Linked DNA regions of Homo sapiens: region 2 is linked to region 1. The links are chromatin loops, found by intact Hi-C in ENCODE. Cell type or tissue: Panc1. All regions are shown on one strand. Links, peaks and the distances in the headings refer to the core of each region. The heading gives the core; the rest is flanking DNA. Region 1 has its middle 85 kb from the start of MIR4330. Region 2 overlaps CD99L2 (CD99 molecule like 2).

Region 1 (11,045 bases), core at 4,573-7,072:
GTGCAGACAAGATTGTTGGCAGTTTTGATTGGGAAAAAATGACTCATATACATACATATTGATGAAGCTTATACAGAGAAAAGCACAGGGAAGATATGGGCTTGGACATGGAGACCTTAACCATGCTGGGATGAGGGAGTGTGGAGTGAGGCATCAGATTTCAAAAAAGTCGGCATAGAAGTGCACTATGAAAAAAGAGTTTTGGTTTGAGACAGGATGTGGTACCCAGTTGATTGTGTTTGAAATGACACTTTTTTTTTTATTCATGTGTTTATCCAACAAATATTTATTGAGTGCCTACTCTGTGCCAAGCTATTCTAGAACTAAGGATACATCACAGAACAGAACAAGCAAAAGCCTCTCTTCTTACAGAGCTGGTGCTCTGGTTGGAGAAGACAAACGGTAAGTAAGTAAAAGATAGAGTATGCCAGATGATAAGTGCTACGGAGAAACTGGAAAGGGAGCAGGAGCACAGTTTTAAATCGAGTGGGTCAAAGAAGGACTTTCTAAGAAGGTGACATTTGAGCAAAGACTGGCATATGATTAGACAAAGAGTGTTCGAGCCAGAGCGATCAGCAAATGAGATCACATGAGGCAACAGTGTGTCCAGCGTGTTAGAAGGAAACCAAGGAAGCTGGTATGGCTAGAGTGTGGTGAATAAGAGGGAAGTGAAGAGAGATCTGTCACAAAGGAGACAGTGAGCCATATCAGGTAGGCCATTGTAGGAACTTTGATTACGTCGTTGAAGGACTTTCCATAATCTGGCTTATGCTCTGAAAGGACCCTTCTGGTTGCTGGGGTAGGAATAGATGATGGAGTGAGAGATGCAAGGGCAGAAGCAAGGAGACCATTTAGCAGATTAGTAGAGTAACCCAGGCTAGGACTGATGGTGGCTGGTACCAGGGTGGTGGTCATGGAGGTTGTGAGAAGTGGTCAGAATCTGGATATACTGTGAAATTATTAAAGTCAACAAACTGTGTTGGATTGGTCAATGGATTGACAAGTCAATGGGTTGGCTGTAATAAGTGAGGAAAGAGGCAAAGACTTCAAGGTCTGGGGGCTTGATCAAATGGAAGAACAGAGTTGCCATTTACTAAACATACAGCAGTAGCATGTTTGGGAAAAATACCAAGAAAGTGTTTGGCGTGGATCTGTTCTTTGAGACGCTACCAGACAACCCAGTGATGGAGTCAAAGAGGTAGCTGCAGACAGAAGTCTGGAGTTCAGGGGAGACTTCTGGACTGAAGATAGGCATTTGGGACACAGCAGCATTGGGTTGTATTTAAACTCAGGAGATTAGGTGGGATCACATAGAACATAGTAAGGGAAGAGCACAAAGACTGGTTGCTGGAGTCTTTCAAAATTAAGAGGACAAGGTTTACACCCAGAAGAATTGGAAACAGGGATTCAAATAGGTATTTGTATACCAATGCTCATTGCTGCATTATACACAGTAGCCAAAAGATAGAAACAACTCAAGTATATATCAACAGATGAATGAATAAGAAAAATGTGGATATACATACATTATTCAGAAACAAAAGGTCGAGTAACGATCCACACTGCAACATGGATACACATGAAAAACATGATGTTAAGTGAAATAAGCCAGTCACAAATGATCACATATTATTATATGATCCCATTCATATGAGGTCTTCAGAATTGGCAAATCGATAGACATAGAAAGTAGAATGGGAATTAATAAGCACTTTTATCAGAGGGGGGAGGAGATGGAGAGTTATTGCTTAAAGGGTATAGGGTTTCAGTTTAGGATCATGAAAATGTTCTGGAGATGAACAGTGGTAATGGTTGCACAACACTGTGATTGTAATTAATGTCACTGAACTATATATTTAAAATGGTTACAATGGCAAATTTTATGTTTTATATATTTTAGCACAATAAAAAATGTAAAAAAAAAAAAAAGAGGAAAAGTTACAGGCTGATGAGGAGGAGCCAGCAAAGGATACTGAAGAGAAATAATCTGTAAAGTACCAGGAAAAACCAGGAGAGAGGAGTGTTCTGGAAGCCATTGAAGGGTGTTTCAAAGGAAAAAGGAGTGAGCAACCGTATCAAGCGCTGCTCAAAACTCAAGTAAGATGAAGACTGACATTTCACCATTGATGATCCTCATCAAACAAGTTCATTCTAAAATGCTGCTCATCTGCTTGTCATTTCAACGGAAACATGAGCCATCATTTGTTTTTACCCTGAGTTAGTAATCTGAGTCAATTCAATGCTTCCAAAGCCTTCTTCACCCTTTCATATCTACACACTTTTGCGAGGGATTTGGAATTAGCCATAGTGGAAATCTCACCTCTCCCACTGATGAGCCATGTGACCATATAACTTTGGGTAAGCCACTTCTCTGAGCCTGTGAGTTCTTCTCCATGGTAAGTAGGCCCCTCTTTTGCACACTTGCTATGTGGATGGACCTCTCTGAGTGGTCAAAAACTGTGAAGATATTTGCATCTCATGTGAATGCTCAACAAAGGGGAAAAGCCCCTTATAAAACCATCAGATTTCATGAGAACTCACTAACACGAGAACAGCATGGGGGTAACCACCCCCATGATTCATTTACCTCCACCTGGTCCTGCCCCTGACACGTGGGGATTATTACAATTCAAGGTGAGATTTGCATGGGGACACAGAGCCAAACCATATCAGTAGCCATAGGCTCAATGACATTAACCACTAGAATGTGACCACCTTGGTTTGAGGTTTTGTTCTGTCACTTCTGTCTACGATCCTGGGCAAGTTACTTGATTTCTGTAGGCCAAAATTCCCTCATCTATAAAATGAACATTGTAATAAATACCTAGCTCATGGTATCATGGGGATAACTAATAATAGTACAAAATACTTTGTGGTACTTACTCTATGTCAAGCCCTTCGCAGGTATTTGAATCTGTGATCCTCATGACAACTCTATGAAGTTGGGACATTCTATCAATTTGGACACCGAAGTGTGGAATAAGTGGTTCACCCAAGGTCACCCAACCAGTCAGTGGCAGTGATCCAATTCAAATACAGGTAGTCTAACCGTAGAGCCAGAACAGTTAGCCCAACTCTTGGCAGCCTCCACCTGAGAAGGTGTATGCAGCATGCTCAGCAATATGGCTAGTACATATAAAGTGCAGTCAATGCTGTTTGTTGGTATAGTAAGGGTCAAATGACACTGACTGAGTCTGACCTGAGGGCAGAACAAGAGACTGAACACACATCTCAGGTGATTCTGGAGCACTCCAAGGTGGCTGAGAAAATTTGGTAGGGGAATGGGGTGAGTGACTACTTGAGGCATCTGGGTTGATGGGGTCATAGGTCCAAGGTCTCTGATTTGTGGCACAACCCTGGAGGAGTCCTGAGGTTAAGCTTTCTGACATCCTGGAAGAATAAGATATGGCATCAGTAATTAGTTTGTTTTAGAAGAAACATATATATTTCTTGCACATTAATATTTCTGAACTGAAATTCAGACCCATACTCATGAGAGTTGAGAACCTCTGGTCTAGCAAATATAAGGCAAAGATGTTTTTCTCAGCTCCCTCTTCCCCCTCTGAGCCAAGAGCTCTAGGATGCCAAATGGTATGGCTGGGCCCTGTGGTCCCTGAGGCAGATCCAGGACCAAGGGAGATAGCCTCAGGTGGGCTCCTCCAGGAGGCAAGAGCAGAATCCCCTTTACTTGGGAGCTGGACCTGGTACCTTCATACTCCCACCATGAGCTGCTCTGCTGCCCTGGAACCACTGATTTATGCCCTTTCCCTGGCATAAACCCCTGTGTCACTTGCACCCTCTGTTTTCCCAATTGTTTTCCCATTTCTAAATGGCTGGCATCCTCTATCATTACCTGACCCCCAGCTTGAAGCAGACGGCACAAAGTTAATAAGTGACAGACAAAAAGCAAAGCTACTCAGCTCTTATTTTGCATCCACACTTCCCCAAAAGAAAGGTCTTCAAACAGGAAAGACTAGAGTGATTCTCAATCAGTAGAGGTACAATCTACTGGGAGCCCAGAGAAGGAGATTTCCCCAGGCAGTATTCGGAAAGGGGCATGTAGGTTTCATGAATGTCACAGTTACTGGTGTTGCGGAATGTGCTGCTGGCATATAGAGGGTAAGGGCCAGACATGTTATAAGTCCTCCAAAGACCTTACAATGGGGAATTCTCCCACCCAAAATGCCAGTAGCATTTTGTTGAGAAACACTAAAACAAGCTTAGTAGAAAAGGAGTTCTACTCCAGAAGACAGTGGATGGCTAGAGTCCTCAAGGCCCATGCAGCAGCAGGACCGCCAGGGTAGGGGTGCACTGAAGGTGTTAGAAGACAGGGGTTAAAGTGGTACATGGTGGGGGCTGGTATGAATTGGGTGGACAATGAGGCAGGAGGGGCTGATAAACCCATAAGAGGGGCAGAGGGCATAGCATGGACAAAGAGTGTGTGGCTCTGTGAGGACCAAAAGACTGATGTCAATGGGAAGTTGGAGAATGAGGTAGCAAGCAGGGTCTGGGGCACTAGTGCCTTTGTAGGTCATGGAAAGGAGTTTGCACTAGATCTGAGTGGCCATGAAACCTGTGGGGGAGGGGGAGATCATGAGGTCAAATTTGAACACAGTGAGTGGGTGTTGGTTATGGGACATCCATGTGGCAATGCCCCCATAGCAGTGGAGTATATGGTTCTAGAGCTCATGAGAAAGGGCACAGCTAGAGGTAGGGGTATCAGTTCAGGCTGCACACAGTGGCAATTCAAGTCCTGGGTGTGGACAAGCTTGGTGGTAAGGCAGTGTGGGAAGAAACAAGGGAAGGAGTCCAGAACAGAGACCCACCTGAGGGACAGACAATCCTACAGTGGAGAGAGAGGTCATGGGAAAGCCAAGAGAGGGTGGTGTCCTGGAAGCCTGCAGAAGACAGCTTTCAGAAATTGAAGAGGAGCCATAGGCCAGAGCGGTCAAAAGGTCTCAGAAGACAGAGGTTCTTTGAGTCTAGAGGCAGGGCCCAGAACCCAGCAATGTGCCTGGCACAGAAAAGGTGCTCCAGATTTGTGGAATGAGGGGATTAATGCTCCGACATTCCTTATCAATAAACAGCACAGGCAGCAGCACCTCACATATTTGTTTGCCACAGGGCACCCCTAAGGTGTACTGGGCCCCTGTCTATATAGACTATTTGAGTTACCAAAATCCGTGTGTCGGTACCAGCCTGATGACCTAATCTGTCTCGCTCCTATGAAAGAAATACCTTGCTGGCCAGTGGGAGCAATCTTTTTTCCCAAAAACACCCTCAGCAGAGGCCAAGCATGGCGCCCTGGGATGATTCCCATAGGTGGGAGTCCTGGAGCTTCTCAGGATATCTGACTGCAGGGGGTCAGGTGGAAAATAGAGGACTGAAGGGAGCCCAGAGAAGGGAAACCAGTACCAGGTTTCATGCAGGTCCGTAGTCTGGGCTTGGGGTTACCTTCTGGTCGGTCCAGAGGTTCCAGGAGCTGGTGGGGAGCTTCCTGCTTAGAAGGCACTGGAAAGCATGGGGCCCCTGAAACACGGGGCTTGCTCAGGCTCAAGGGCAATAATGACCGCCCAATCACCCTGTGAAGTGAGTGCTATTGCTCCCATTGAACAGTCCACATAGCTGAGACTGGGAAAGGGAAAGTCAAACTGTGACTCTATGTGTAGAAAGATCCCCAAGAGATGGTCAGAAAGGGGCTGTGGACGAGAAACCGATTGCAGCCAGGAGAGGGGAGCTGCGGGAGCTGCTGCGCTCTCTTGGAGCCTCGCTCTTCACCGCCTCCCTATACCCACCTCCCTCTCCTGACGCCCTCCAACCTTCACTCCCCACGCGCCCCGCCCCACGTGAAATAAATTCCAAGACCGCAGCGCAGCCTGCAGTGCTTAGGCTGACCACAGGGTGGCGGGCGCCCCTGCGCTGCCGCCCGCCGCATTTGTATTCTGAGCGAGCCGCCGCGTGCATTATTAAAGTCCGGACTCTGCGTGCTTTCCTGCGTCGGCGTCCTCTGCGGAGCTGGCTCAGCGCAGCGGGAGAAACTGGCTTCTGGCTAAGCCGCAGTCCCTCGTGTCCTGGCTGGAAGGCCCCAGAAGTCACCTGGCCTCTCCTTACTGAGGGATGGCACCCAGAGGGGGACAGGGCCTTGCTCAAGGCCACGGCGGTGCAGCCAGGACCAGAAGCCCGGTCTCCTGAATACTGACCCTATACACAATTCTGGATGTCCCTGGAACTGCACGATGGACTTAAGGCTTGCAAAGGCCCTCCAACTAGCCCTTTCCCTGGAGTTTGCTGCCACTCTCACCCCCAAGCTTCCGAGGTACGCTGCTTCCTCCCCCTCCAGAAAGCCTCCTGCCCAGGTGTACCTACAGACCCCCTTTCCTGAGCTCCTCCATGGGGGCGGGGGTAAGAGGCTGCAATCTTCTCACATTTCTGTTCAGAGCACGCCAGGAAAGAAAGATGAGAGAGCCTTCTCCATTCTCCTTCTGTGTGTCCTGAAGTCTTCCAGAGACTGCCATTAATAACAGGCAGCTTCTGAAGGCAGCTAGGCAGTCAAAGAGCAGTAAGCCTTCCTTCCCACCTGTCTTCCAGGCCAGGAATCCGACCCCTGCTCCCCAAACAGACCCCCACGTCCTTGGACCCAGATTCCCCCACAGCTGTGAAGGATTTTTCATGTTTAGCCTCACTCTGGGAGCAGCAGCCTCTCCTTAGGGTCTGCCTTTATAAGAACCTGAAGGACTAGACCCCGCGCTCACGCTTAATATACACGGCCAGCTCCAGGGGAGTTGGAAGCCAAATTGAACCCTCAGTAGCAAAAAAACATTGTCCACTTACAGCTTTAAAACCTACCCTGCTAAATTCCTGCCATTATCTTAGAGGCAGGTTTCTCAATTCAGCAGCTCAACCCAGCGAATGGGACAAGTCATCATCATTTCTCACCTGAATTACTACATTAGCTAGCTTCCACCCTTGCAGCTTTACAATCTATTCCCAGTATAGCAGCCAGAGTGATTCCATTCAAACACACGTGAGGACCCACCCCTCCTCTGCTCAAAAGCTTGCACGGGCTCCCATCTCCAACAGAGTCAAAGCCTAAGTCCTTGCCATGGCCTGCGAGGCCCTGTATGTCATCTGATGCTATCACCTTTCTATCCACTCACCCTACTCTCCTCCCTTTGCTCTCTCCCAATCAGCCACACAGGCCTCTTTGCTGTTCCGCAAACCTGCAGGCGCATGCCCGCTTCGGGGCTTTGCTCTGCCTATCTCCTCTGCTGGAATGCACCTCCCTTTGATGTCAGCTTCATCCTTCAAGGCTGCTCAAATGACATTTTCTCACTGAGGCCTTCCCTGACCACTCCATTTAATGCTCGTAACATCCCCCGCATCCTGCTCTTCTTTTTTTCATAGCACCTGCTAACATATGTACATACTATTTCCTTATTTATGATGCTATTAATATTATATGTCTCTCTCTATCTGCTGTCCCATAAACCTCAGAGGGCAGAGATATTTCTTTGCATCACTGGTGTATCTCAAGTGTCTAAACCAGCGTCAAATGAGTGAATGAATGACCATGTGCTGATTGCATCAGCAGTCCTTGGAAGCCCTAAAAGGTTATATATACTTATAACTCCCTACCCTTGTGGCTCTGGGAGAGTCAGAGCTGGTTTAGAGGAGCGTACTCTCAAGGGGCTCACAGACGGGCCTGTGAATGCTTTTAATCAGAAATTGTCTCCAGTCCTTGCCACAAACAAATGTGAATTCATGGTGGTAGAGAGGTTAATGTTGATCGGAGACTCTAAAAACAATTCAGGGGTCAAAAGCATGTCTTTTAGCCAGAAGGTGCTCCTGGAAATTCACCACCATTGCTAAAATTGTTTTTCAGTGAAAATGGACTCTAAGGTTAAAAAAAAATTAAAAGCACTTTGGTAACGCGACTCCAAATTCCTTAAAATGGCCTAAACTGAAAACATCATGATGGTCCCACTAGAAGGACCCACAACCAGTCTGACACATCATCCAATTATGTATGGGAAACTGTACTCTAACAGGACAGCTTCATCGTGAATAATGTCCAAAGGACAATTTCTAGAGCAATTGATCAACCCATATGCAATGCTTCATTGGGAGCAGATGTGCTCCTTGTTTTTCTCATTACCATGATTTACTGTCTTCTGAGCTTATTAAAGACAGAGGCTTGAGCCCACTTTGGTGTGTGTGTCCTAGGTGGGCGATGGGGGATGGATAGAATGAGGGAGGGAGACAAGAAGGGAGAACCAACCAAAGAGCTGGGGAGATTTCCACTCTGCGCTGGCAGCATGGATTCACCTGCTGGCACCCACAGCTGCCCTCATCCCAGGGGGCACCCAGTTGGCTGAACCTGGGCTGACAGGTTGATCCACTTTGTTGAGTGCTTCCCACTGGCCCCCCTTCAACACATCCACACATACACACACACACACACACACACACACACACACACACGTGCACATGTGCATGCATCCTTACTGCTACATGACTACCACCAAATGAGCACAGAAAGAGATGACATGGCTCTTGTCAGCTCCATTCAGGATATCAGGAATCTATTTCATCAAATTTAATAAGTTTGTGTGGTTTTGAATTTTCTTGTTCCACTGTCATATGAATCTAGATTTTCTTCCCCAGAGCTTGGGCTGTTTCACACATACACAGGCAAACTCACAGAAACACAGACACGTACACAGGCTTAAATACACATGCACACAGTCACACATATATACGTTTACACACACTTACACATATACACCAACACACTCATACACACACACACACACACATCACTCATAAACACTCACACCAAAAATCCCTCATGCCAATAATCCCTGGACTTTGGAAGGCCGAGGTAGGAGGATCACTTGAGGCTAGGAGTTCAAGACCAGCCTGGTCAACATAGCAAAACCCTGACTCTACCAAAGAAATATTTTTGTAATTAAAAATAAACAAAAACACACTTATTACAGGATCAAATACTGCAGGACAAAAATTACTTTTGTGGCCTAATGTTTTGGATTCTTGTATTTAAACTTTAAAAATCATGTAGTTATTATTTGAAATCTACAGATCTTGTGTCTACATGATTAGCTAAGAGACAACATTTAAGGCTGCTGTAGTTATAAACACTTTTCTCCAAAAACAGCTTGCTCATGTCTATTCCAAATAAATGAAAGACCAAATCATTTTGGTCCCTGCCACTATATTTTCTCTTCTTAACATTGTTTTTGAAGTAATAGAAATTTCTTAGTGTGTTTTATAGGAATTTTTGTGAGATGAATGTAACTTATATATCTGCTAAAAATCATCATGAGGTGAAATTGCAAAATCATTATCATTTTATCCTCCTCATTTGCTTGTATTTGAATATCATGTGGTCCTTATGTCTATGTCTTGAAGTAGTAGCCCTTTACGAATATAAATAGTCAATATTTTCTTTACAGAAGAATAAAATCAATTTAAACTGTATAATGAGTCAAAATGACCATGGGGAATAGAAGTATTTAGCTGAATTATAAACTGATATTAACCACATCTACAGTAAAACCCGCATTTTCACTCAACACTTATTGAGATACTTTCAAACTGGTCTGGTTTTAAAGGGGGAAATATTTAAATAATTTTTAATGTTGTTAATTTTAATTGAAATTAAACCAGGAGTTATCACCATCTTCAAGTTTATCAAACCCATAAAACACTGTCACAGACCCCTAAATAGGAAATGTTGGCTGAGGCTATGACACTCATTTCACAGGCAAGGACGTGTTTGAGACTTGGCTCTCCTACTACTATCCTATGGGACCCTGGTTAGATTGCTGCTTTTCTAGGCCTCTGTTTACTCAGAAGTAAAATGGGAAACATTCTCCTAGGTATCTTACAATTTTTTTAAATAATTTTAACCCAAATACGTCAACACAAAGAGCCCTGACTGCACCTAGACAGGCATGGATCTCAACAAGTGCTAAGCAGAATTTTAAAAATTGAATCACACCAAGGCACATAATCAAAAGGCTGAAAATCAGTAATAAAGGATAAATCTGAAAAACAGGAGAAAAAAATGACACATTACATGAAAAGGAACAAAGAAAATTTCTACTGATTTCCCATCAGAAACAATGCAAATCAGAAGAAAATGGAAACATGTCTTTAGCTTGCTGAAATTAAAAAATAGTCAACCAAGTCAACCTAGGCCAGGCACGGTGGCTCACACCTATAATCCCAGCACTTTGGGAGGCCGAGGTGGGTGGATCACATGAGGTCAGGAGTTCGAGAGCAGCCTGGCCAACATGGAGAAACCCCGTCTCTACTAAAAATACAAAAATTAGCCTGGTGTGGTGGCACACGCCTGTAGTCTCAGCCACTCAGGAGGCTGAGGCAGGAGAATCACTTGAACCCGGGAGGTAGAGGTTGCAGTGAGCCGAGATCACACCACTGCACTCCAGCCTGGGTGACAGTGAGACTCCATCTCAAAAAAAAAAAAAAGAAGAAGAAAAGAAAAGAAAAAATAGTCAACCTAGAATTCTTTATCTAGGACAAAATCCTTCAAAAAATGAAGATAAAATAAGGGCATTTTCAGATGAAAGAAAAAGCTGAGACAATCTGTCACCGACAGAACTTCACTATAAGAAATGTTACAGGTAGCCATTCAAGCAGAAGGAAAATTACACCAGATGGAAACTTAGATCTGCACAAAGGAATGGTAAGCATCACGAACAGTAAAATGTGGGTAAATATAAAAGACATTTTGAGAGCAGGGTCTTGGGGTCTGTCATTCACTGATATATTTCCATCCCTGGTACAGAACCTATTTGTTGAATGAAATACAGTGATCGATCCCACCTCAAATGTCAGGCATGTGAGAAGAAGGCACCCACCTTATTTCCAAAACAAAAATAATTTTATGGTGTTCTCTAATTATAGCGATAATGTATTATCATGATAAATCTTCTGAAAATAGAGCAAATTGTTCAGAAGGAAACAAAAAATCACATGTAATCTGATTATCCAGAAAAAAT
Region 2 (11,045 bases), core at 2,533-5,032, 310 kb after region 1:
GCCGTCTCCAGCTACATCTCCTACCAGCAGAAGAAGTTCTGCTTCAGCATTCAGCGTAAGTGCAGCCACCCACTCGTGGCTAGGAACCAGCTGGCAAGGTCTTTGGAGGGAAAGGGGCCAGGACAGATCCAGATCCCTCCACAGCCTGCCTGAGACCCACTCCCAAGCAGACTTCCTGGGACGGGGGTGGAGGCAACAGTTTTGGAAATCCCTGGGGACAGATCTGGGCTGAATTAAAGTGTAAACCACCCTGCAAGAGCGCGTGGGGCTGGCCCTGATGACCTTCACCTTCCAGGGCCCCAGCTCCCAGGGGTATTTCTGTGGGGACAGAGCTCAGTGACCACTGTGATGTTTCCTTCACGTAGAATGGGAGGGACCCTGGACTGCACCCATAGCTTCAGACCTCAGCCAAGCGGATGAGGGCCTTTGGAGGCCCTGCGTCACCAGCTCCCTCCCATGCTGCTGGCTCCCTCAGGAGCAGAGGGCAGCAGTTCCTGGGGGTTTGCAAAGCACGGCCCTTATTGCTCTGGCAGTGCCCCCGTCACATCGTGAGAAGTCACTGCCTGGTGCTCTTCCCCCTACGAGCCACAAACTGTATGGAATCATTAATTGCTCCAAAGAAGTAGGAATGTGAGAGAAAGAATGGTGTGGTTCCCCCCCGACCCACCACCCTTTACTAGGTTTTTAAAAGACAGTTTTCATCTCATGCTGTAGCTGTGAGTCTGGAAGTCATAGATTAATGGAATAGTTACAAATGGAATCCTGTCTTCACCCATCGGCGCCCCACATCAGGCAGCCCTGTGGGGATGCTGTTGAGGGAACAAGACCTTGCTTGTCCCTTTTGTAAGCACAGATGGATGCTCTGTCACTGTTTGCTGAGTGGAGCGTGTCTCCAGTTCAAGGCTGGCAATTTTCAGTTCAAGTGACAGAATGTGACTCAGCTGTAGCTTGTCTCTTTCCACTCCTTCCCCGGCCCCTTTGATGCAATGGGAAGCTTAGAAGCAACCCACGTGGGTCTTTCCCTACCCTTGCTGTGGCCCTCCGCCCTTAAGTCTAGCCTGAGCTGAGCTTCCCAGAAAACTAACCTGGGTCCCAAGATGCTTTACGGAAGTCTCCAACTGTTTATTAATCTGACCATCATATTTGTTTGCTTCACTCTTGTAGAACATTCTTGACCAGGGCGACACACACAGCAGGCACAGCAGTACTGCAGGAGCACGTTGACATGTCAGTGCGCAGCCTGCGAAACTGTTCATGGCCACCCTGCTTGAGATCCCACGGACCCACCGTGGATCCGGAAGCTTGACTGTAGAGTGGCATGAGCAGGGAATGGGTCAGACAGAGTCCAGGGCTGGGGAATGGATTGTTTTTAGAGTTACCCTTTTCCCTCAAATCAAAAATCAAGGAATCCTCTAACTGGTGAAAAAGATGGGAATCCAACCTTCTAATTGCCTGGACACTGATATTTAGAAGGAGACATTGGGCGAGAGGGTCGAGTTGCATTTAGCGCGGCGGGGGAAGTTTTGCATCAGCCTCCTGGGCTGTGCCTGGAACAAGGAGCCCAGGGCAACCAGGTACATAGTCACAGCCCTTCATCTCTGACCGTGTTCTTATTGCATTTGGCAAAAAAGTAGAAGCCGCCTAATACAGGGGTTTTCTGTTCAAGAGGCCCCAAGGCTGTCCTCCGTGGGCTCTCCCTCCGGCAGGTGGATTGGAACGAGATGGGGATTCTGGGACACAGCTCAATCCACATGGCCTTCCCCACGGCCAGGGATCCTCATTTGAAACTGCTCTTTGGGCTGGGAGCTCTCCATACTCGTCTCCCCTCCCTGTTTTAGAGGAGAGGGAGCAAGGACCTGGCCAGGGACACTTTGGGAGAACAACTCAGAGCATCCCGCTTGCCAGGAGAGGAGTGAAGATTTTGGATAAGCATCCAGGTTCTCAAGGTGGCCTCTTGGGAAAAGATAAAAGCCCAGATTTAGATTAAACCAGATCTGTAGGACAAAGTTAGAACTGACTGACAGAAAAATCTTTCCTGTATGACTGACTAAACTAGTTGGTAACTAAAATGTCATTGAACGAATATTTATTATTAAAAAAAATCCTACACCCAAAGATGTCCTCAAAATGGAGGCCACAGTGGCAGGGGAGGTCCTGGTGGCTGGCTAGAGGGCTTCTCCTGTGTGGACCTTTGCTGGAGAGCTTATTTGGCTGGAAGCACCATGTCAGATACATTTTGGCCTGATTTTCTGATGATTTCCCCTTCTAGGTGGCTGGGGTGGCAAGGAGGTTTGGTTCGTAGCAACAAAGTAGTTGTGAGCTCTTTGAACGAAAAGGCTAATGCCCTGGGAGCCAAAAGGTCTCACTGGTGAGGTTTGCCAAAGCTGTATGAGTTCACTGGGGCTGCCAGAACAGAGAGTCACAAACTGAGTGGCTCAAAACAACAGAAGTTGATTCTCTCCCAGTTCCAGGGGACTCCGGATGTTCCTTGGCTTGTGGCCATATCATTCCAATCTCGGTTTATATCCTAAATCCAGAATGACCTCATCTTAACATCCTTAACTTAATTACACCTGCAAAGACCCTGTTCCTGAATAAGGCCATGTTCACAGGTTCCAGGGATGAGGACACACGCAGATCTTTTTTGGCATGGGGCGGGGCATTCTTCACTATAGCATCGTCAGCCTAATGGTGAGATGCGACAGTCCACAGTTTTCACATCCATGCCCATTACAAAACTGGGTGAGATGGCCAGGCCAAAGGATGGCTTTGAGACTTTAAAAAGCATGCTGGGTAAAAGAAACTATTTAAACTACAGGTCTGTAGTTCCTCGTAAGAGCAGTGTCCCGGGCATCGTGCGCTTGCCAGCTACCTGCCATTGCCTCTCTTCCGGGCTCTGCACATGGGTGAAAAGCCAGCCCTGTAACTCGGCCTGGCAAGGGCAGGGCCATGGATGGGGAGAGTTCTTGGGCTGAGCAGACAGGGTGGCCGGCTTGGGCCCTCTCCTGCTGGGCCCTCAGTTTCCCCATCAAGGGTATCTCGACTTCCTTCTGCTCTGGAATTAAAAAGTCAGAGGCTGGCTTGAGGCTGCTCAGGTGTCAGTAGGAACAGAGAGAGAAAAATAGGTTGATTTCCAAAGCACAAAGTGAACATCTTGATTGTATCTGTCTCTGTGGGACATTAAAATGAAAGGAAAATACATTATTTTCATGCTTATTTCCTAAAACGGGCCAGTGTGAGGTTTTGCGAATTGGATCAGCAGGCAAAGCGGGGCAGCTCCCAGGAACCCCGTCGGCCCAGTGTGTCCATCTTGGATTTCAGTGCCCTTCCCCTCCCCTCCAACCTTCCTTCTCCCATGGCGCCTTCCTGTGTGGCTGTCTCCCCAAGCTAGAGGCTGGGAGTCCTCCTGTCCCCCCACCTCATGTCCGTGCATTCCCCAGTCCTGGGATTTGTGCCACCTGTGTAGGTCTCCTCTTGAGCCACACCTCCCTATCACCATTGCCATGGCCCCTGCCAGTCCAGAGCCAAGGTCTTCTCCTCATCTCCCGTCCAAAAGGTTCCATAGACCTTTTTGCCTGTGCAGTCTCCTCCACACCTCACGCTCCTCCAGCGGGACCTGTTTTAAAATGCCTGGATCCCCCTTATGCTTCCTGCTGCCCTCAAGGTCCTGGCTGAGCCTGAGTTTGGCAGTGGAAGCCCTTCATGGTTTGGTCCCAACCACATCCTTTCCCCTCCATAGGCTTCCCAGAGGCCTTTCACTTCCCGAGGGCGCCAGGTGCTCTTCCATCCCCATCCCGGGCCTCTGCTGTCCCCCGTCCTGACCTAGCTCCTCTCGCCCTGCAGGCCTGGAGCAGCCTCTCCCAGCCTGTGGTCCTACAGCGCCCCCTGCTGACCTCACCTGGTGCTCATGGGGCGGGATTGGGCCGGTTGGTTTCTGAGTGTGCGACTCCCAGCTCGCCTTGCCCCCTCCGTGATCAGGAGTCTCTGGACCGTCCATTCCGTGGCGGGGCTGCGTGTACATCATGTCCCTGGCACCTGGCCCGGGCCAGAATCAGGAGGAGTCCCGCAGACGTTTGTGGGGTGGCTGAAAACACTGAGAAGCTGGGGGTTGGGCCTCCTGTCCCCACTCTTTCCCCTGAGTCTCAGCCACTGCCACATGGAGATGGCGGTAGAGGGGACCGGGGTGCAGAACACCAAGCTCTGGGGAGACAGCAGGAGGTGGCTGCGAGGAAGGCCTGCCCCCACCACTGTGGCCCTCAGGTGCTCTCGGCCTCTGCTGCTGCCAAAAGGCCCATGCTGGGGACCCTTGGCTTCCCTTGCCTTTGCCCTCAGTGTGGAAAGCCCGCATGTTTGCTGTCAGGAGCGCTCTTACTCCAGGGATTCTAAGCTTTGTGTCTTGCCTTCAGATGCAGCAGCAGGTCAAGGTAACGCTGCTTTGCCTTCCTCACTTTCCTTTTGCTTCAGCCTTGATGCTTCCTCATTCGCCCCCTGCTCTGGCGCTTCCTTGCCGCTCTTCTCCCTCCTGCTTCCCTGGCACTCACCGACGTGGCTGTAACCAGGACCATCTTTAGCTTACCCTGATGCGTGTGAGAGGATGCCACCTGCCAGACACTCTGTCCCCAGGCTGGATGTGGCAGGGGTGGGGGGAGAGTTGAGGTGCCATGGTGAGGACTCAGGTGCCCACTGGTGGTCATGCCTGGGGAGCACATAGAGGGCCACCCACAGGAAGGAGACGATCCAGCGCCCACTGGGTTGGCAGCTAGCAGTGATCACGAGGCTCAGGGTGTGTCTCCTGGCCCCCACCTGTCAGCTGGGAAGGTGCACCTGGGGCAGCTTCCACTGCACTCATCACCTGCCCCGCTCTGCGTGGGGCCGGCCACACCTGCCAAAGAGCAACGCCCGCATTTGCCACAGGCCCATTTGGCTCCCACCTCAAGCCCAGCAGCCACCGGGGCAGGCAGGTGGTGGGCATTCTTGTTTAGGCAAGGAGCCTGTAGCCCAGGACGATGGCTTGACTTGCACTGGTGCCTGGTCGGTCGGTCGGTCGGTTGGAACCATGCCCCAGTTTTCCCACAGACCCGGGGCTGAAGGGTTCCAGTCCCTGTGCTACGCAGGGATGAGACACAGACTCTTGACTCTCTGCAAGCAGCAGCAGGGGTGGGGTCCACTCTAAGAACTTGAACACTGGCCCTTGCTGGCGGGAGGGAATGCTTGGTACAGTCCCCGAATCCCTCTTGTAACAGGTGTAGAGAAAGCCTAGATAACTAACTAGACTGAAGCAGCTGCTGGTGGGCTGGCCCCTCCAAGCTCAGGTGGACACAGCGGTTATTCCTGCTGCTGGGAGGAGCAGTTGGCCTCCGCGCGGGTGTTGCTGGGAGGCTGCATGTTGGCAGGAGGCTTTGCTGCATCTACATGCTGAGCCCCACTCAGCCATCCGCCCCTCCCTGCCCTGCATCCATCAATCACTCATAGCGATTGGCTCCCTGGCCCCCGGGCCGCACACGCACACGGACCTGTGGATGGTGCTGAGCCCTGCCATCGGGCGCCCCCTCCACTGGGCGGAGCTGCCGTCTTGACGCGGTGGCAGCTGCCCTATGAGGATGGAGTGCCGGAAGCCTTCGCTGCATGTCGTTGTTATTTCTGAGGACGATGATGAGAACTCCTGGGCAGTGAATTCTGGGACGAACAGTCTTCATCCGGATAAGGATGTTCAGGTGGCTCAGGGTGCAGGGTTTTGAGTTCCCCAGGGGAGCTGTGCTGCTTTTTTAGCTGCAGAGGACTTGGTCAGGAGTTCTCAGTCACGATTGGGGACCCTTAGGTCCTGTGCGCATCACTAACTCTGCCCTTTTCCCTTTGCAGAGGGTCTCAACGCAGACTACGTGAAGGGAGAGAACCTGGAAGCCGTGGTATGTGAGGAACCCCAAGGTGAGAACTTTGTACTCACTGTCCCTTGCTGACGCTTTCCTAGTTGGTCCCAGCACTGAGCAGAACTGTGCTAGAGAAGCAGGGAAGCACAGAGGCGTCTGCTTCTAGAATGTCCGGCCAGAGCAAAAGCCTGCCCTGATGAGCCTGCCTCCCAGTTTCAGGAGCCCAAAGATGCTGGGGTGACAGCCAGGGCCATCTGCTGCCATGCCTGTGACTTCTGGGCATTGCGGCTGCTCGGCCCCTGCCCTTGATTCGTCCGTCCGAGCCAGAGCCCCAGGCACCTCTGCTCCCCATCAGCGAATACAATTACATCCTGAACAGAGCCATGGGGAAGCTTTTCACCTAGACCTAGAACTTTTCCCTTTGCAAATTGCCACAGGCAAGAGGGAACTTGGGTAAAACCCAGACCCTATTGTCAACACCTGTGCCCCTCCCTCCCCCTTCTGTGGTCATCAAGCACTTTCTGGATTCAGGAGCTGTTGGCAATTTGAGGTCGCATAAGTTCAGGCCACAGGCCTAGAGTGCCCAACTGCTCGAGGCAGATATGACCTGTGCCCACGGGATGCCAATGAGGAGGTCCGGAAAGGCTTGCTGGGGTCGGGGAGCAGCCGAGGCCTGGTGGCGCAGGCAGGGAGACTAGGACAGCTCAGGCGAGTGTTGCCAGTGGAACTACAGTGCAGCAGCCGTGGGGACTGGGCCTGGGAGACCAGGAGGGGCTCAGCCTGTGTGGTGTGTACTGGGAGCCAGGTGCCCTACAATGCTGCTGAAGACGGGTGGCAGTGCTGCACCAAATGAACTAAAATAGGCCTGGGTTCAGATGTGGAAAAATGGATTCCGCTGTCGCATCCACTGTCATGAGCTTTGCCACGGTTAGCCACCACGAGGCCAGCATCTGTGTGGGCAGGTGCTAGGTTGAGCCCTTTGTTTAAAATAACCCTTCCAGCAGCGCTGGCAGGAACACGCTCATTTTTTAGGTGAGGAGATGGAGGCTGAGCTGTTTCCAGAGCCTGTCCAGCTTTCTCTTTCTCTCCCCTTGACCGGCCCAAAACTGCTCCCAGGCTCAGGAGGGAAGGTTGCTAAGCGGCCCCCCAGGGGATACAAAGGGAAACCCAGTTCTGTTCCCAGCACGGGCTTGCTGCTGTATTTGCTTCTTCTGTGCAAGACAGAGCAGAATTCCTTCTGACGGCCTCTTTTTCCCCTAGTGAAATACTCCACGTTGCACACGCAGTCTGCAGAGCCGCCGCCGCCGCCCGAACCAGCCCGGATCTGAGGGCCCTGTCCAGCTGCAGGCATGCACAATGGTGCCACCGCTTGTCACCCGGCTCCCCCCACCCCTTCATTTGGACCCGCAGCTGCTGTGCTGCTCTGTGCCATCGGCTCCTTGTTGGTCTGAGTTTCCCGGATGAGCTCTGGGTGTTTGTGAGTTTGGTTTCTCTGCCCTGCCCCAAGCGTGCTGAGACTTGGTGCCGAAATTCAAGAGCCAGCTCTGATAGAAAGCCAGCACCAGCCTCGGGAGCTGCTGAGCCACCAACTCCCAAAGCCAGCCTGCCTCCAGCTTTACTGAGCACAGGATGCGGGGGCCAAGATGATGCTGAGGCCTGATGACATTTATGCTTAGGGGACAAGAGTTTGAACTCAAGGGACTGTGACCCCTGCACACTGGAGTGGCTCATTGTGGCAGGTTTCTGCCAATAGACAGCCCCTGACAGTGGCCTCAAGGAGCTGCAGGTGGGGGGCTCAGCCTGCACCCACTTGGAGCCCCTGCAAGGAGCGAACCGGTCAGCACCAAGTAACACCACACACACGCAGCACCCAGGATGATGGTTTCACTTCAGTCTTCCCCATCCCAGGTTTTATGTTGCTGGGCTTCCGGAGAGCCGGTCCAAGCGGAGGCTTTCAGTGATTTAAGTACAAACATGCATCTCGTGATAGTCCTGCCTTGAGAGCTTAGGAATCTTCCGGATAAGTATGAAGCAATTCGTAGGCCTGTTTCCCATCTGATTCCATAGGGGGCTGGGTGTGGCCTTCGGGTTGACATGAGAAAGGTCTTTAGCAATCATTTCTGCACCGGAGATGAGTTTTATCCTGTGTTGGGGAGAGGTGCTCACCCTCCACCCTGTGTCCCTGTTTTGGTAGCAAGAGTGACCGATGTCAAGAACGAGCATCAAAGCCAGAATCCTGCTTGTTTGCTTAAAAATGTAATTGGGGGCGGCGGGGGAGGAGAGGGGAAAGAGACATTCGCTTGGTTTAGTGAAACGCAGGTGACTTTGTAGCTCTGTGGTCAGCCTACTTGTCTGCTCTGAGGGAGAGTGCGTGGGGAGCCATGCTCACCGTGGCAAACACAGGAACCCCATGACTCGCCCCTCACCTGGCGTGGAGCTGCCTGGTTTGGGCTGGAGCAGAGCTGGTTTCCTGGAATGTTCCTTTGGCCCACATATGGTTCTGTCCCGGTGAGCTCTGTTGTCAGAGGCTCACGGGACAGAACCACATGCTAGGGTCTAGGGCCCCTGTCTACTGATAGTCAGTTTGCTGTGTCAGAAAGCACTTCTGAAAGCAGATATGAGTCACCAGACAGGCAGGATCTTACAAAACTCACGGGCCTCTTTGGTCTGCATGATGGCCCCATGCGTTTCATAGGCTGTCCACTGAGCGGGATTGTCTGCTGAGTGGGATGAGCCAACTCCAGTTTCTTAAGGAAACCACTGGAATCTGCAGCCCCCACATGCATCTGTCTAACGCATGCCTCGTGTTCGTTTTGCAAACATGCCTGTGGTGGAGGGTGGTCAGTTGTAGCCCTGTGCGTCTCAAGGCTGCCTTGTGAGGCCATTCCCAGTGCGTGCCCTTGAGCTCCTTACCACCCCTTTTCCTGCTCGGCCCTTTAATCCCTGACAGACCTGGACTGTGTGGCTGAAGGGGGACCTGCAGCACTGCAGAAATGCCTCTGCGTGGTGCCATGAAGGAAAGAAACCTTGGCCTGGTCTCGAGAAGCTTCCCATGCTTCAGGAAGTTAGTAAGGGTGGGGTGGCTTGCAGGATTGGCCTGTTTCCAGGGCCTCCCACACTCATTGGCCAGATTGTGAACTTTGTCAGGCTTGTCCCTCCCTGATACCAAGTATGTCGAGAACCGATGGCCCCACCCTCTGGCTGGTGCTGGGCCGGAGGTGGCTATGGAGGATTTTGGCATGCGTGGCCTGTCGCCACCTGGACAGCGTGACCTCAGGGGTTGTCCACTTTACCTTTATGGTGAGGCCTGTCGGATGGCTAAGTCCTTGAAACCCTAGAGCTGTGACGTAGAATATGTGCTGTCTGTGAGACCGTGTTCCCAGGAGCACTGACTGCAGTTGAGAGAGACCCATTTTGCTCTCCCTTACCGCCCCCCGCCCCGGGTGCTTTCTGCACAAAGCCTAGAGCCTGGCACTCAAGCCCACCGGTGGCAGCTCCTAGTGACTGGACATGCCTGGAAGACCCCTCAGCCTTCTGTTTGCAGAACGTTCATTTCAGGAGCTTCTCCTTCCCACAGACATCTTACACTTGCTCGACACTGCCACCTGCAGAAGCCTGGCGGGCTCTGGTCACCATGTGTCTATCTGAAGGTTGCACTGGCCAGCATGGGCCTGTCCCAAGCGAGAGGGGAGACACAGTGGACTGAAAGGACTGGTTGAAAGTGGCCAATCTCTATCAGCTTAATTTGGCAGAGAAAATTTGTAACAACTCTGAGCACATGCTGGGTGAAGTCACAGCTCAAGGAAAGATAAAGCTGGGCGGAAGGAGGTGTGCGTGGCTTCTGGGGTGGGACCCAGAGGGGAGGCTCTGGGACAGGGGCTGGGGTTCAGTGCCAGGGCCCTGAGGAAGAAATGGGGACTGATCTCAAAATTCCAGAATTCCCTGTACATCTGTTCACGTGCTTGTGTCCAGGTGTGACTTGTAAACTGTCTAGTGTTTGCATTAAATAAAATGGCACCGAGCAGATTCTTGTCTTCTGATGGTGTTAAGGCACGCCCTTGGTCAAGTGTTGCCACTTTTCCCTAAAGTAAGTAATTTATGATGCAGAGCTGCCCTCCTCCCCCTCCCCCCGCCCCGCCCCCAGCTGAAGGTATTTCTCGAGAAGCTTAGAATTCTTGCATTTACCCCTCAGTGACTGGCTCAGTGTCAGGACTTCCAAGGGTGACTCCTCACCGTACAAGCAGCTAAGGCCAGGGGATGTGGAGCGACCAATGTCCTGGGGTTAGAGAGGGCAGAGGCAGGAGCAGAGTGCTGCGGGGCCGCTCCCGGGCTACATGGGTTGCGCAGTCCGGGGCCTGGAAGCAGCAAAAAGTCCCAGGCTCACAAATCCCAAGTCGACTGCTCTGCCGCCTTCCAAGCAGGCTGGTAACCAGTGGAGGTTCCAGTTAACGCGCAGTTGTTTTTCAACCAGAAAGCTGGGTGAGAAAGGAGCCCTGCACCTCGTCACTTGTTGCAGCCTCATGGAGAGTGGCCCGTTTGGGATGAAGTATGTCCTTCTCATCAGCTCGCATGTTGGCTTCAAATTGAGAAGACGACAGTTCAGTTCAGGGCATTTCAGCATGAAAACAAACAAGATGCAGTGGACCCTGGGTTTTAACATGGAGGTCGGTTGTTTGTTTTTTCATTTTGTTTTGCCAACCTCGGCTTCTAGTGAAATAATAGCATCAGGTCCTCTCAAACCCGAGACCACCATATGCCTGTCTCGTGCAGGAGTTCTGCATGGCTAGCTGCTATGGTCTCACTGCTGGGGAAGGCTGGCTGGCAAGCAGTCCCCTGGGCATCCTCTGTGCCCAGTGAATACCGGGCTCTCTGGCTCACTCAGTAGTAACGTGTGTGGAGAGGGACAGGGACCCCACACCCTTAACAAGAAGACCGACAACACACAGAGGGCACAGGGGGTGGTGTGATTTCATCCAGGCCTTCGTGGCCCTGAAAAGGTGAACGCCCCTTCCTTTGGGGTGGGGGCAGTCTGAGGCCTTAGAGAGCACTGCACTTGCATGCGAAGGACTCATCACCCTGACTGGCTCCTCTCAGGTGTCTCCAGACCTTTCCCCAAGTCGTCCACGTTTTCTCAAGGTTAGAGCTGAGGGCGTTTCTGACTTTACAATCATCAATCAA

The links. Hi-C counts contacts between places; a loop is a spot of excess contacts. Peaks named below come from ENCODE experiments on the same cell type or tissue, not always from the same donor. Only the 100,000 strongest peaks of a DNase experiment are listed, where the experiment ranks them.
Region 2: a loop joins it to region 1, with 10 times the contacts of the local background. A loop is called at or near these places in 101 of 110 quality-filtered maps.

What each region holds. Positions count from the first base shown.
Region 1 is chrX:151,077,392-151,088,436 of GRCh38, reverse strand. No RefSeq gene overlaps it. Among named protein-coding and RNA genes, the nearest start is that of MIR4330, 85 kb to the left of the region's middle. In Panc1, for the core only: a CTCF peak has its summit at 5,896 (motif pointing right); a DNase peak (open chromatin) is centred at 5,926; H3K4me3 peaks cover 1,037 bases.
Region 2 is chrX:150,765,184-150,776,228 of GRCh38, reverse strand. CD99L2 (CD99 molecule like 2) reads left to right here. Exons shown (of 11, transcript NM_031462.4): 9 at 1-55; 10 at 5,860-5,925; 11 at 7,128-9,893. The coding sequence ends at 7,195. Among named protein-coding and RNA genes, the nearest start is that of MTMR1, 77 kb to the right of the region's middle. RefSeq lists enhancers at 3,270-3,815, 3,816-4,363 and a silencer at 8,432-8,541. In Panc1, for the core only: no CTCF peak of the experiment used is centred there; a DNase peak (open chromatin) is centred at 3,888.